Linked DNA regions of Mus musculus: region 2 is linked to region 1. A link is a loop called in an ENCODE intact Hi-C map of the cell type or tissue named here. Cell type or tissue: left cerebral cortex. All regions are shown on one strand. Each heading gives the region's core, and the rest is flanking DNA. Links, peaks and the distances in the headings are about the cores only. Region 1 holds the start of Srsf4 (serine and arginine-rich splicing factor 4). Region 2 holds the start of Gmeb1 (glucocorticoid modulatory element binding protein 1).

What was found. Hi-C counts contacts between places; a loop is a spot of excess contacts. Peaks named below come from ENCODE experiments on the same cell type or tissue, not always from the same donor. Only the 100,000 strongest peaks of a DNase experiment are listed, where the experiment ranks them.
Region 2: it touches region 1 in a loop (4-fold over the local background); 1 of 42 quality-filtered maps calls a loop at or near these places.

What each region holds. Positions count from the first base shown.
Region 1 is chr4:131,870,382-131,876,722 of GRCm38, forward strand. It overlaps Srsf4 (serine and arginine-rich splicing factor 4), which reads left to right and starts at 3,258. Exons shown (of 6, transcript NM_020587.2): 1 at 3,258-3,489. The coding sequence starts at 3,383. In left cerebral cortex, for the core only: no CTCF peak of the experiment used is centred there; DNase peaks (open chromatin) are centred at 3,105, 3,676 and 4,177; H3K4me3 peaks cover 3,142 bases; H3K27ac peaks cover 1,629 bases.
Region 2 is chr4:132,259,003-132,265,343 of GRCm38, forward strand. Gmeb1 (glucocorticoid modulatory element binding protein 1) reads right to left here and starts at 2,547. Exons shown (of 10, transcript NM_020273.2): 1 at 2,489-2,547. Gm28874 (a long non-coding RNA gene) reads left to right here. Exons shown (of 2, transcript XR_390809.4): 1 at 1-1,598. In left cerebral cortex, for the core only: a CTCF peak has its summit at 3,897 (motif pointing right); DNase peaks (open chromatin) are centred at 1,679, 1,997, 2,202 and 2,651; H3K4me3 peaks cover 1,962 bases; H3K27ac peaks cover 1,687 bases.

The DNA.
Region 1 (6,341 bases), core at 861-5,860:
AATATTGATGAGGACCTGTGTCCTCATGGGAAGACAGGCCCAGGGGAAAGGTGCTTGCACAAACTTGTGTGTTGTAGTCATTACTGTCCTTTTGTCTTGAAAGAATTAGCAATAACCACAGTGCTTCCTGGCAGGTCCCATGCCCTGCACGGTGCACAGCACCTGCTGCAACAACTGCAAACAGTTCTGAGGATCAAACTCAGGGCTTGAACATGGTAAACAGGTGCTCTAGCACTTCCCAAATGATAAGCTGCTGCTGTACAAAGCTAACCTTGTAACCAGTAGAGAGAGACGGAGAGCTGGCTCAGCACTTAAGAGCATACATACACTGCTCTTGCAGAAGACCAGAATTGTTCCCAGCACCCAAATCAAATCAAGTGGCTCATAACCACTGTAACTCCAGCTTCAGGAAGACCTGACACCTGGCCTCCACAGGCACCTGTACTCACATCCATATACACAAAACTAAATTTAAAACAAACTTAAAACCTCAAGCCAAGTATGTTGGCTCAGACCTGTACTTCCAGCATTTGGGAGAGTCCACCTCAGCTACATAGCAAGTTCCCAGGTCAACCTGGACTATGTGTGACCCTACTTCCAAAAGAAACACAAGACCTCAAAGTGAGAAAGCCTTTGATTATAACATAAAATTAGGGGTCTCTATTTAGGCAAAACACAAGTGTGTCATAAAAGTCTGAGGACCTGAGTTAAATCCCTGGATCACACCGTGAAAGACAGAAGCACTTCCTTAGAACTGTCTGCCAGTGCGTTCACACCCAAGAAACATGGTAATGCCAAAAGTCAACATGCTGGTGAAGTATCTACAATTCATTTGGCAAGCTGCTGATTTCCCTAATCTATAGTGAACTATAAATCAAGTAAAATGGGCAAAGAATAAAACACAAATGAAAACGTGTCAAGGTGTGTATGCCCTGTGTGTACAGGTGCCCTGAAGCTACAAGAGAGCATGAAGGACATGAAGAGAGGCTGGTTCCCTCAAGGTAACTGCAAACCAAATGGCCTGGAGGATACCTCTTCGCTGGATTGACAAACTTTTTTTCAAGACGGGGTTTCTCTGTGTAGCCTTAGCTGTACTGGAACTTGCTCTGTAGATCAGGCTGACCTAGAACTCAGAAATCTGCCTGCCTCTGCCTCCTTAGTGCTGGGATTAAAGGCATGGGCCACCATCACCTGGCTAAATCAAAACATTGATAATACGTTGAGTATTTGAGACCCAACAGCTACCATGTTACACATGCTGAAGCAGGCCCTGTGATCCATGCCTGCAACCCTCAGCACTCAGGAAGCTGAGGCAAGAGAGCTGCTGTAAATCCAAGGCCAGCTGAGGATAAGAAGTGAGACTGTCCCTAAGTCAAATGCCTATACCCTTTAACCTAGTACTCCTACTTCCCAAGTTGTATGTCTAGGCGATGCTGAGGATCAAGGCTAGGTTAGACAAGTGTTCTGCCAGAAGTATGTCCTTAATGACATTCCCATTTCCAGGATAGATACTATTTGAATATACATGGTCACTGATTGTGGCAATTCTAAAAACCAAAGGTTGGACCCTGTCTCAATTCTTCACTAGAATAGTGACTAGGTAAGTTACTGTGTATAAAAAAGTGTGTTATAAGACAAAATGGTCTTAAGTGCTTTTCATATGCTTCTGAAATGACTAAAATATAGTGAGACAAAAATCAGGTGTAAGCCGGGCGTGGTGGTGCACGCCTTTAATCCCAGCACTCGGGAGGCAGAGGCAGGTGGATTTCTGAGTTCGAGGCCAGCCTGGTCTACAGAGTGAGTTCCAGGACAGTCAGGGCTATACAGAGAAACCCTGTCTCAAAAAAAAAAAAAAAAAAAAAAAAAAAAATCAGGTGTGATGCACACCTGCAATTGACAATCACAGTTCTTAGAAAGGCTTTTACAGGTTAGTCAAAGGCCATTAGACATAGAAAGTTCTTGTCTTAAAAAAGAAAAGCCAAGTGCTGTATGGTAAATTAACTTCTAAAGGAATACTTAAGAAACTGCCTCTAGAAAGGAAAGCAGAAGATGCAGAAGAGAAAACTTTACCCAGCACATCAGTTAAAGTGGAAATGCAGTAAAGAGACTAAACCCCTCAGTGATTCCTGGGCAAAGCTGAAAAGGAACCTTTCATTACTGAGCACCCACATGCCCCAGCACAGTTCATTACATTTGGTTATTTTGGCAATACACTGGACATCTATAGATTATAATCTTGCAGGTTAGAAATTTTTTCTGAGCTGGCAGAGATGGGGTACACCTTTAACTCTAGCACTTGGGAAGCAGGCAGGTTTGAAGCCAGCCTGGTCCACAGAGGGAGTTCCGGGACAGCCGGGGATATACAGAAAAACCCTTTCTCAAAATGAATAAACAAAAAAAGAAAATAGTAATTTTCTGTCGTGCTTAATCTAACTACAAGGCACTAAACTGAACGGACATAGTTTGGCACATGCTTTTAATCCCAGCCAATAGGCAGACAGGCAAAGTTTCAGGCCAGCCTGGTCTACAGGGCTATTTCTAGGACAGTCAGAACTTTTTTGTTTAAGGATTTATTTTATGTGTATGAGTACAGTGTAGCTGTTTTTAGACAGACACCCTAGAAGAGGGCATCCGATTCCCATTACAGATGGTTGTGAGCCACCATGTGGTTGCTGGCAATTGAACTCAGGACCTCTGGCAGTCAGTGCTTTAAAAAATAAAAATTAAATCTGAGATGTAACTCAGAGATAGGGCACTTGTTAACATCCGTATGGCCCTGAGTTCGATCCACAACACCGCAAAATAATACCGAACCAATTATTGGAACACTTTTACATACCTAGTATCGACACTGTAGAGACAACCCTGAAAGTACAAGGAAGATAAAAGAGACTCAAAGATCCGAGAGAAAGGAAAATGGGCCCAAGGTCATGGATCCACTAACTTCCCACAGGGACGTTTACCGAAAACCACCCCAAAACAGAAAGTCTACCAGAGCAAAGGACAAAGGCGGGAACACCCGCTCGGCGCGCACCCGCGCAGGCACTTCCGGGGGAAGTGCCGCTGCCACGGCGAGCTCGCGAGAGGACGTGCTGCAGCTGTCGCTCACTCGGCCAGGTCCCGCCCCGCGCCGGCGCGCCTCCAGTAAAGCCCCGCCCCCGCCCCTGACCAGGCGGGAAGCGGGCGCGCGCTCCCTCCCGTTCCCCTCCGCCGGGGGGGGGGGGGTAGGGAGACGGGGGCGCGCGTTCTCGAGCTGCGTGCTCGCGTACGTCGCCGGGCTTCGGCTGCGTCCGTCCCGCCGCCCGCCCGTTACCGCCGCCGCCGCGTTTTCCCTTCGCCGGCCGCCGCCTGAGGGGGGCCGGGGCCAGCTGCCGCCGCCGGAATGCCGCGGGTGTACATCGGCCGCCTGAGCTACCAGGCCCGGGAGCGCGATGTGGAGCGCTTCTTTAAGGGCTACGGGAAGATCCTGGAGGTGGATCTGAAGAACGGGTGAGGAGGGCGGCGGAGGGGCCGGCCGGGGGGCTGACAGGGCCGCGGCTGTGGCTAGGAGGCCGCGGGGACGCGAGCGCGGCGCTCGCTGGGCGCTAAGCCGCCGCCGGCCTCCTCCGCTCCGCCATGGCGGCGGTGCCTCGGGGGCGCGGGTAGGCCCGGCTCCCACTGCGCCTGCGCGGGCGGGGGTGGTGGCGGGATAATGGGGACGGAGGCCCGGGTTAGACTGGGGCTCCGGGCGCCGGGGAGGCCTGGGTTTCCGTCGCTGGACTATGGGTCCGAGGCGGCCCTTTCCCGCTCTGGGGCTGCCAGGAGCAGATGAGGGTTCCGGCCCTCTTCTCCCCGTTCCCCAGCCTGACCGGCCAGAGGCTTCCCGGCGTGTGTTTCTGAGGACTGGAGCTCTGGCTTTTTCGCGTGCCACACTTTGGGCGGGAGACACTAGTTTTTGTAGTGCAGTGACAGTTTCGAAAGTACTGGCTTGCCGCGCTTCAAGCCTTGACCGCTCCCTTTCCGAGAGTAAATTAAAGTCCTAGCTCGTTATCTTGGGGAGTCCTTACAGAGTTTTCCACGTTGTGGTTTCGGCTCTCCAACTTGCCGGAAAATGATTGCTGTCGTAGGATTTTTTGAGTGGGTAAGGGCCATCCTGGCCAGGTCTGCGTCGGCTGCTGGTGCAAGTGGAGACACATCTCCAAATTGCCTACTTAACAGCTTTCCCCGTACAATCTGGGCTTGTATTTCTAATCTGCTTTGGCGAAGCAAGGCTAGCAGGGACTACCAGGTTCGGGGAAAACGGGTGAGTTGTCATGCCTAGAGATTGTACGAGCATCTTTTGCTTGGGAGCTGAGAATTATTAGGTAGGACTTGAAAGGCATTAAGCACCGGAACGGCGTCGGAAGCACTAAACCTTGGGTGTTAGGGGAACCCTTGGTTTTTGCTGTGTTTATTTCTTGCCTGTTTTGTTTTTTTCGACTTTGTGTTTGGTCCAATGAGACCAGTAGTAATTGACATTTGAGAAGACATACACTTTAGTATGAATGGCAAATGAACCAGCAGGTTCTCAAAGCTGTCTAGATTTCGAATAATTGACACTTAAAAGACTCTCCTTGCTGAGAACAAGACTTCGATAAAATGTTTATGAATCCTGGATTCGATTCACAAAGACAATTTCTCATTTTTGTTCTTACAGAGCGAACCAGCTGGCATGAGAGTATTGTTTTTGTGATATTTAACCTTACATGTGAGAGATTAACCGACCCCCCTTACCCCCTCCCTTTTGTAGGGGAAAAACAAGGGGTTTGGAAGACAGATAAGTCTGAGTCAAACCTTGCTCCTCAATTTAAGTTTCTTTGAGCAAGTGACTTAGTTTCTCTGAACCTGTTTTCTCATTCATAAAAAGGAAGGTCAGGTAGAAAAAGTATAAAGCTTTCGCCATCCTCTGTAATAGAGTCATTAAGCAGCATCTTAGCCCCTTAGTGTTTGCTAGCAGTATATTTGGTGAGGTCTCTTTTCTCAAGGAGTGGGTGAGTGTTGAAAAAGGTAGTAGGGCAAAACTGATCACTTGCTCGGGTTACTAATGCGCCAACAGGATCCCCTGCACTGCAACAGCTGCACTGCAGGAATTGAGGAAGGAGACAGAACAGTTTCTGACTAACCTGCTGTGACTGACATGCCTTTTGAGTCAAGGAATGCTTGTTCTCACTTAAAACTCAGACAACTAAAATGTAGGATAGTTTACTAAAATTGATTTTCTTTTTCTATTATTTTTACTTTTATGTGCATTGATGTTTTGCTTGCGTGTATGTCTGTGTGAGGGTCTCAGATCCCCTGGAACTGGAGTTGAAGACCGTTGTGAGCTGCCATTGGTTGCTGGGAATTGAACCCAGGTCCTCTGGAAGAGCAGCCAGTGCTCTTAACCACTGAGCCATCTCTCCAGCCCAGAATAGATTTTTCTTAAAATGAGCTTTGAAGTATGGATTTACTAGGACTTGAAATGAAGAAAGAGAAATGTCCAGAAATATGTTATGTTGGAATTGGTGAAGAAGTGGTCCAGTAAGGACCAACTCTTAACAGTCTAGCTGTTAAGACCTAGAAATTTAACACCAGACCAGAAACAACTATTAAAGGTTTTACACTAGGGGATTGGAGAGATGGCTCCATCATTAGAGTCACTGGCTGTGTTCCCAGAGGACCTGGGTTCAATTCTCAGCACCCACATGGGAGCACACAATTGTGTCTCCATCCAGTCCTGGGGAATTTGACACTTTCTGTCCTCCAGCACTAGGCAGGCTTGTGGTAAACAGTTAAACATGCAGGCAGAACCTCCAGACACATAAAATAAATTTAAGAGAATAAAAGTAAAGATAAATAGTAAAAAAAAATTTAAAGGAGTTTTACACTAAATTTTAAATCATGAATAGAATTCAAAGACTCTTGAAGGAAACATGGAACAACTCAGGGAATCTAAGAGGACAGACACTCTCAGAACTTTAGCTGCCTACATCTTTTAGGAACTTGGATTCTCATATTGCCAAATAACGGATGGTGTAAATGAAGTCCATCATAGATCAAGGTTGAAATAAGGAATAGAAAGTTATTTGGGGCTTAAAGACAGGTGTGACAGGCGCTAATTCCATGCAGTACAACCTAGCATCATCCTGAAATCATTGCAAAGGAAAATGACTTCCGGGAAGAAGACAGATGGTGGAGGTGCCGGGAGACTGAAAGGAAGCAATAGAACAAAAGGAGAGTGTAATGTGGGGGTGCGTAGTCTTAAGCCTAGGACGATGGTAGGTTTCCTTACAGGGAAATGTTTTTGAACATTTCTGGATTGAAACTCTAAAACAGATTTTAGA
Region 2 (6,341 bases), core at 883-5,882, 390 kb after region 1:
ATATTTAAAGTGAGCAGGAACAAGGCATAGCAGCACTCTGGGGGTAGAAGCAGAAGTGTTAGGGATTCAAGGTCATCTTCAGTTACATAAGAAGGCTGAGACTATACAAAACCTTTGTTTAAAATAAAAACAAAAACAAAAAAAGGAGATGGGTGCCTGCCTGCAAGATGGCTCAGAAGGTAAAGACAGGCTATTGTTATGGAGCATAAAAACCTGAGTTTGATCTGAAGGACACAGGCAGTGGAAGGAGAGACTCAAATCCTGTGTTGTCCTCTGACCTCCACAAGTATACCAGCAAGGCAGGCAGGCAGGCAGACACACCAATATACACACACAGACAGTGACAGGAACATATACATTTTTGCTGTTGTTTTGAGACACAGGCTGGAACATGCAATGTAGTTGGCCTCAGACTAGGATATCTGCCTGCTGCTGCTTTACAAGTGAGTGAGGACAGGAAGAACAGCGTGTGCCACCGTGCCAGGTAATAAATCTAAATTTAAAATCTTAGCCCAGGAGAGGCAGAAGCAGAAAGATATGCAAGTGTAAAGTCGGTCTGGTCTACACGGCAAGTGCCAGTCAAACCAGAGCTACAGAGAAAGATGCCAAGAAAATAAAAAGAAAGAAAAGAAAAGAAAAGCAAGCACGTGCTTGGTATGATCATCTCCCATCTACAAGCACGAACCTGGGCATCTGAGGCAAGACTACCATAAGTTCAAAGCCAGCCAGGGCTACATAGTGAGCCCCGGTGTCAAATAACTAACATACAGAGCAGCCTGGCATATTTTGGAGGCAGAGGCAGGTGAAATCTCTTTTGAGTTTGACACCAGCCAAACTAAAAGGAGACTTTATCTCAAAAAGAAACAAACAAAAGCCAGGCAATGATGGCATATGCCCTTAATCCCAGCGCTCGTAAGGCAGAGGCAGGTAAATCTCTTGAGTGCAAGGCCAGTAAGGACTACAGAGATACCCTGTCTCAAATACCTAAACAATTGGAGGCCAGTTCCAAAACAGCCAGAGCCACACAGAGAAACCCAGTCTCAAATAAATAGCCAAAACCAACAACAAGTCTCCAATTTGCAACTTTATTACTTAAGCACAAAACTCACTAAGTCCACCGTATGCACTTGGTTGTTCAGCCAAAGTGAACTCAGATATAATGAACCCAAGGTCATTTCACTCTGCAGGAAGTATCCAGAGGAAGTGAAGTTCTATATAAATCACAGATTGGATGGAGACTCCTATATAGGTGTTTGAAGGAATCAAGGAATACGTTTTTAAAAGTCACCCCTCTAAGAGTGTAAGAAATCAAAACAGGGCCCAAACTAACCCAACAAAGCTCAAATACACCTACTCAATGAACTTAAGTATAAAAGAAAAACAAGTTATTATATGGTTGAAAAATTAGAAGCGTTAGGCCCAAGCTCTTATGAAAACGTTCCATAATACTAGCCAAGGAAAGGGGGCTGGGCAGATGGCAAGAGTGTACAGATGTGGAGAAAACCCCTACTTCCTGGTTCTCCTAGAGTCAGTAACAGGTCGCATTTTGAGAGCTCAGGGTTTCCTTGCTCCTTGGACAGCCAGGTCAAGACCCTCGGGTAAGATTCTGCCCACATTTCTCTTGCCTCTCAAACCGAGGACACCTGGCCAATTCCCTGTCATTTCTGAAAGCAAGGGGTACCCTCTTCCCAGCAAGTACCTTCTCACTAACCCCATAACCTTAGGCTTCCCTCGTCTCCTGACGCAGGAAACCACCCTACTCTCCACCTAGCCACCGGAGGCCCTCCACTCTGAAGCCCTCACGGGGACCCTTCTCCTTCTTACTGCCCTTCATCTTGGGAAGGACGCTGCCTCCTCTCCTAAGCCCTCCAAAGGACCTTCCTCCTCCTCCTCCTCCTCCTCCTCCTCTCCAGGTCTGGTGGCCCAGGCCTCTCCCCTCGGGCGAAGGCTTGACCCTATTCCCTGCACCCCACCCCCACCCCAGCACGCCGCCCTCTCCCCCGACCCGGCCCGACCCAGGCCTGACCCAGCTCCTCCGCGCAAGGCCCAAGCTCCCAAACCCCGTATTTTTGGGGTGGGGAGGGATTCCCCTGGCCCCTCCGCGAGGACTTCCGGGCCCCTCGGTCCGGGGGCGCCGAGCCTTCCCCACCCCCCCAACCCCCGCCCAGTACGGGGTTCGTAGGACCCGGAGCCTAGGCCCGGCCGGCCACGCTGGGGGCGGCCCGGCGGCTCGGGCGGACCCAGCGGCAGCGTCCCCCCACCCCCCCCGCGGCGCCGCGACGTCCGCTCGCTCCCCGGCGGCGGCGGCGGCACGCACAGGGCGTGGGGAGGCGCCCGCGGAGGCAGCAGCCCCCCGCCCCCTGCGCGCCCGCCCGCCCTCGCCCTCGCCCTCGCCGTCGCCGTCGCCGGCCGCCGCGCGGCCCCCGCGCCCGCCCCCCCCCGCCCCCAGCCCTCGCCGCGCCGCGCGCCCACCCCTCCCCCTCCTCACCGTCTCCGTCGGGCGGGCGGGCGGGCGGCGAGCGGCCAGGGCGGGCGGGCGACGGAGCATGCGCACAAAGCCGCCACGGCGGCCGCCGCCACCGCCGCCGCCAAGCCGGGCTCCAGCACTTCCGGCCGCCGCGGCGGGCGAGCCGGCGCCTTAAAGGGGACGCGTCCTTATTGCGGGCCGCGCAGGGGATACACCTCCCCCCTCAGCCTAGCGATTTAGGGGAGCCTGAGAGCTTAGGCCTTCGGTCCTAGAAAGGCAGTGTTGGAGAAGTCGCGGGAGGCCCCAGGGGACTGAATAAGGTTTAGATGCAGAGGTCATCTCGCCCTGACTCTTGTGGAGGACTAGGGCTTTTCTTTCTCCAAATCCTCTTTATTGACGCTTACAATTTATCAGGATTTCAGGTTACCAATGTGGAATGAAAAGATGCTGCTGAGCATAGATAGTAACCCCTTCCCGCGTCCAAACCATGGCTCTTTGCGCAGGTTTTCCTGCTTGTCCGGGTTCGGAGTTCAAATTTGAACTTCCTTGGAACCGGTACAACAACTGTGCAGTGACTTGACAACTCTAAGCCACCTATTTCCCGAAAGGTACATGTCGTTCATGTACAATGAAATGATACTTGAAAAGTACTTGGGCAAGTTTCTGAGGCCGGGGAATAGTAACTGACAAGCTTTAAGGCAATGTGGTCAGGCCTTGGGGTTAGATGCTTTTGGTTTATAAATTCCTCAGAGCCACCTTACTCTTTCATTCTCATCTTTGAAAGTTAAACAGGAACGTCGGCACGTGCTGGTGGTACACGCTTTTAATTCCACAATTCCTGTCTAGCCTGGTCTACATAGTGGGTTCTAGGCCAGCTGTGGCTACATAATGAGACCTTGTCTCAAAAAAAAAAAGCAAGCCAAACGTAGAGATGAGGGGTGTGAGGAGGGAAGTAGGTCGGTAGGTAGAACACGTGCAGAAGACCCACAAGGGTTATTTCCCATCTTTCTTCCTATAGACATTGTGTTGTATCTGTCTTCTTTGCTTCCAAAGGGCAGGTTGTGGGCTGTGTGTGTGTGTGTGTGTAGAGATGGCACGTTGGGTGCAGGCTCCTGACCACCTGAGTTCCACCACTCGAACCTACATAGTGATTTTTTTTTTTTTTTTTTTTTTAATTGAGACAGGGTTTTCTGTGTAGCCCTGGCTGTCCTGGAATTCACTTTGTAGACCAGGCTGGTCTCGAACTCAGAAATCCGCCTGCCTTTGCCTCCCAAGTGCTGGGATTAAAGGAGTATGCCACCACTCTAAATGTGATTTTTAAAAAAGATATATAAGTGTGTGAGAGCGGGTTTTTTTTTTTTAAGATTTATTATATGTAAGTACACTGTTGTCTTCAGACACTCCAGAAGAGGGCATCAGATATTGTTACAGATGCTTGTGAGCCACCATGTGGTTGCTGGAATTTGAACTCAGGACCTTTGAAAGAGCAGTCAGTGTTCTTAACTGCTGAGCCATCTCTGCAGCCCTTGTTTTGTTTTTTAAGAATTTATTTATTTATTTCATATATGTGAATACACTGTCATTGTCTTCAGACACACCAGAAGAGGGCATCAGATCCCATTACAGATGGTTGTGAGCCACCATGTGGTTCCTGGGAATTGAACTCAGGACCTCTGGAAAAGCAGTCAGTGCCCTTAACCACTGAGCCATCTCTCTAGCCCTTTTTTTGGTTTTTTGAGACAGGGTTTCTCTGTAGTCCTGGCTGTCCTGGAACTCACTTTGTAGACCACGCTGGTCTCAAACTCAGAAATCCACCTGCCTCTGCCTCCCAAGTGCTGGGATTAAAGGCGTGCGACACCACGCCCAGCTTTTCTTTTTTTTCTTTTTTGGATGTGAGAGCATTTTAACTGAGCAAGCACGAAAAGAAACATTGGGGGCTGGAGAGATGGCTCAGCAAGTAAGGTGTGTACTGTTCTTGCTAAGGATCTGAGTCAGGTTCCCAGCACTCATGTGGGTTGACTCATTATTGCCTGTAACTCTTATCTCTAGGGGATCCAACTCCTGTTCTGGCCTCCGGTGATACTGCATTCACGCGAACAAACACACATACAGTTATAAATAAGAAATAAGATCTTAGGGGCTGGATGAGTTGGTTCATTGGTTAAGAGCACTGACTGCTCTTCAGAGGTCCTGAGTTCAATTCCCAGCAACCACATGGTGCCTCACAACCATCTGTAATGGGCATCCAATGCCCTTTTCTAGTATGTCTGGAGACTGCGACAGCTCTGAAGGGGAAAGCCTAGGTCAGCCACTGGGTTCAGCAGGAGAGCTGTTCCTGCTGGGTGGAGTCCTCTCTGAGGCTGGGGACTAAATGGAGCTGGATGGCAGTGAATGGAGCTTGTAGGGAAAGCACCGAGGAGGAGCGACAACTGTGATTGTGTTTCTTTATTATGTTGCTTGAATGAAGGGAACAAATAATAAACCAAGGTAATAAGATGACTGCTGGCTTTCCGAGGTAAGTGCTATGAGAGACCCCACCCCCACTTAATCACTCCTCCTGTTACCAAATGCTCACAAAGGGTTGGAAAACACAGAATGTATTTCTACTTATAACTGACATATTCCCAGCCAATATTTTTCTATTAATTTTCCTCCTTCTTTACCTTCATGATTTATTATACATACACAATTCTGAATTACACTTTTTATTTTTTTAGCTCACTAAAAGCTGTTTCTTAGGAATTAAAGAGGTGTTAGTATATTTGGGCTTTGATTTGGTTTGAGGGTACTGGGATCAAACCCAGTGTCTGGTGCATACTAGGAATTTACTTCACAGTCAGGTGATGGTTAAGCCCTGGAGAGGCAGAGGCAGGCAGATCTCTCTGAGTTCAAGGCCAGCAAGTCCCAGTACAGCCAAGGCAACACAGAGAAACCCTGTCTCGGAAAAAAAAAAAAAGAAAAGAAAAGAAAGAAAAGAAAAAAAGCAAAGGAAAGAAAAAGAAAGTTGCTTGGACCCAGCCAGGTAGCCCAGTTCCTACATCCTCTGCTACTGGGGAGAGGCATACAGATCACAAGTTCGAGGTCAGCCTGAGACACGGTGAATTTTCTAGTACCTGTGAAGTGCTAGCTTCTTTCTCTAGGAACCCAAACCAAACATATAATACAATGTTATAGAGATGCTCGCTGCCAGGTCTGGATTTGTCTCACCCTTCATCATTCCGGGGGTTAGCCGATTTCGATCAGGGGAGGATTCTGTTTGTTTGAGTGAAAAGGGAAGTTGACCAATGGAGGAGACAACTGTTCTGAAGGGGCGTCTACTGGGGAGAGGCTGTGTGCACATAATGGTGTATGCATATACCAGGACGGGCTCTCCAGGGGACCTCAGGCAGTAGCTTTGGAGGAAAGATTGAGACTTGAATGTTTTAAGTGTATCTCTCTGATTTTTGTTTTGACATACGATCTTCTCCAGTCCCTACAAATACATCTGAAATGCCTCTATACTCCCAACACTGGGTAGGGCGAAGCAAGCAGGGTTATGAGTTTGAGACTAGCCTGAGCTACATAGAGAGGGTGTGTTTGTTTTTTAAGATTTTATTTATTTATTATATGTAAGTATACTGTAGCTGTCTTCAGATCTCATTACGGGTGGTTGTGAGCCACCATGTGGTTGCTGGGATTTGAACTCAGGACCTCCAGAAGAGCAGTCAGTGCTCTTAACTGCTAAGCCATCTCATCAGCCCCCGAGAGGGTTTTTTTTGTTTGTTTTTGTTTTTTAGTTTTAGTGCATTGGTGTTTTGTCTACATAGTAGTCTAGGTGAGGGTGTTAGATCTCTTGGGGCTTGGATTGCAGACAGTTGTGAGCTGCCCTATGGAT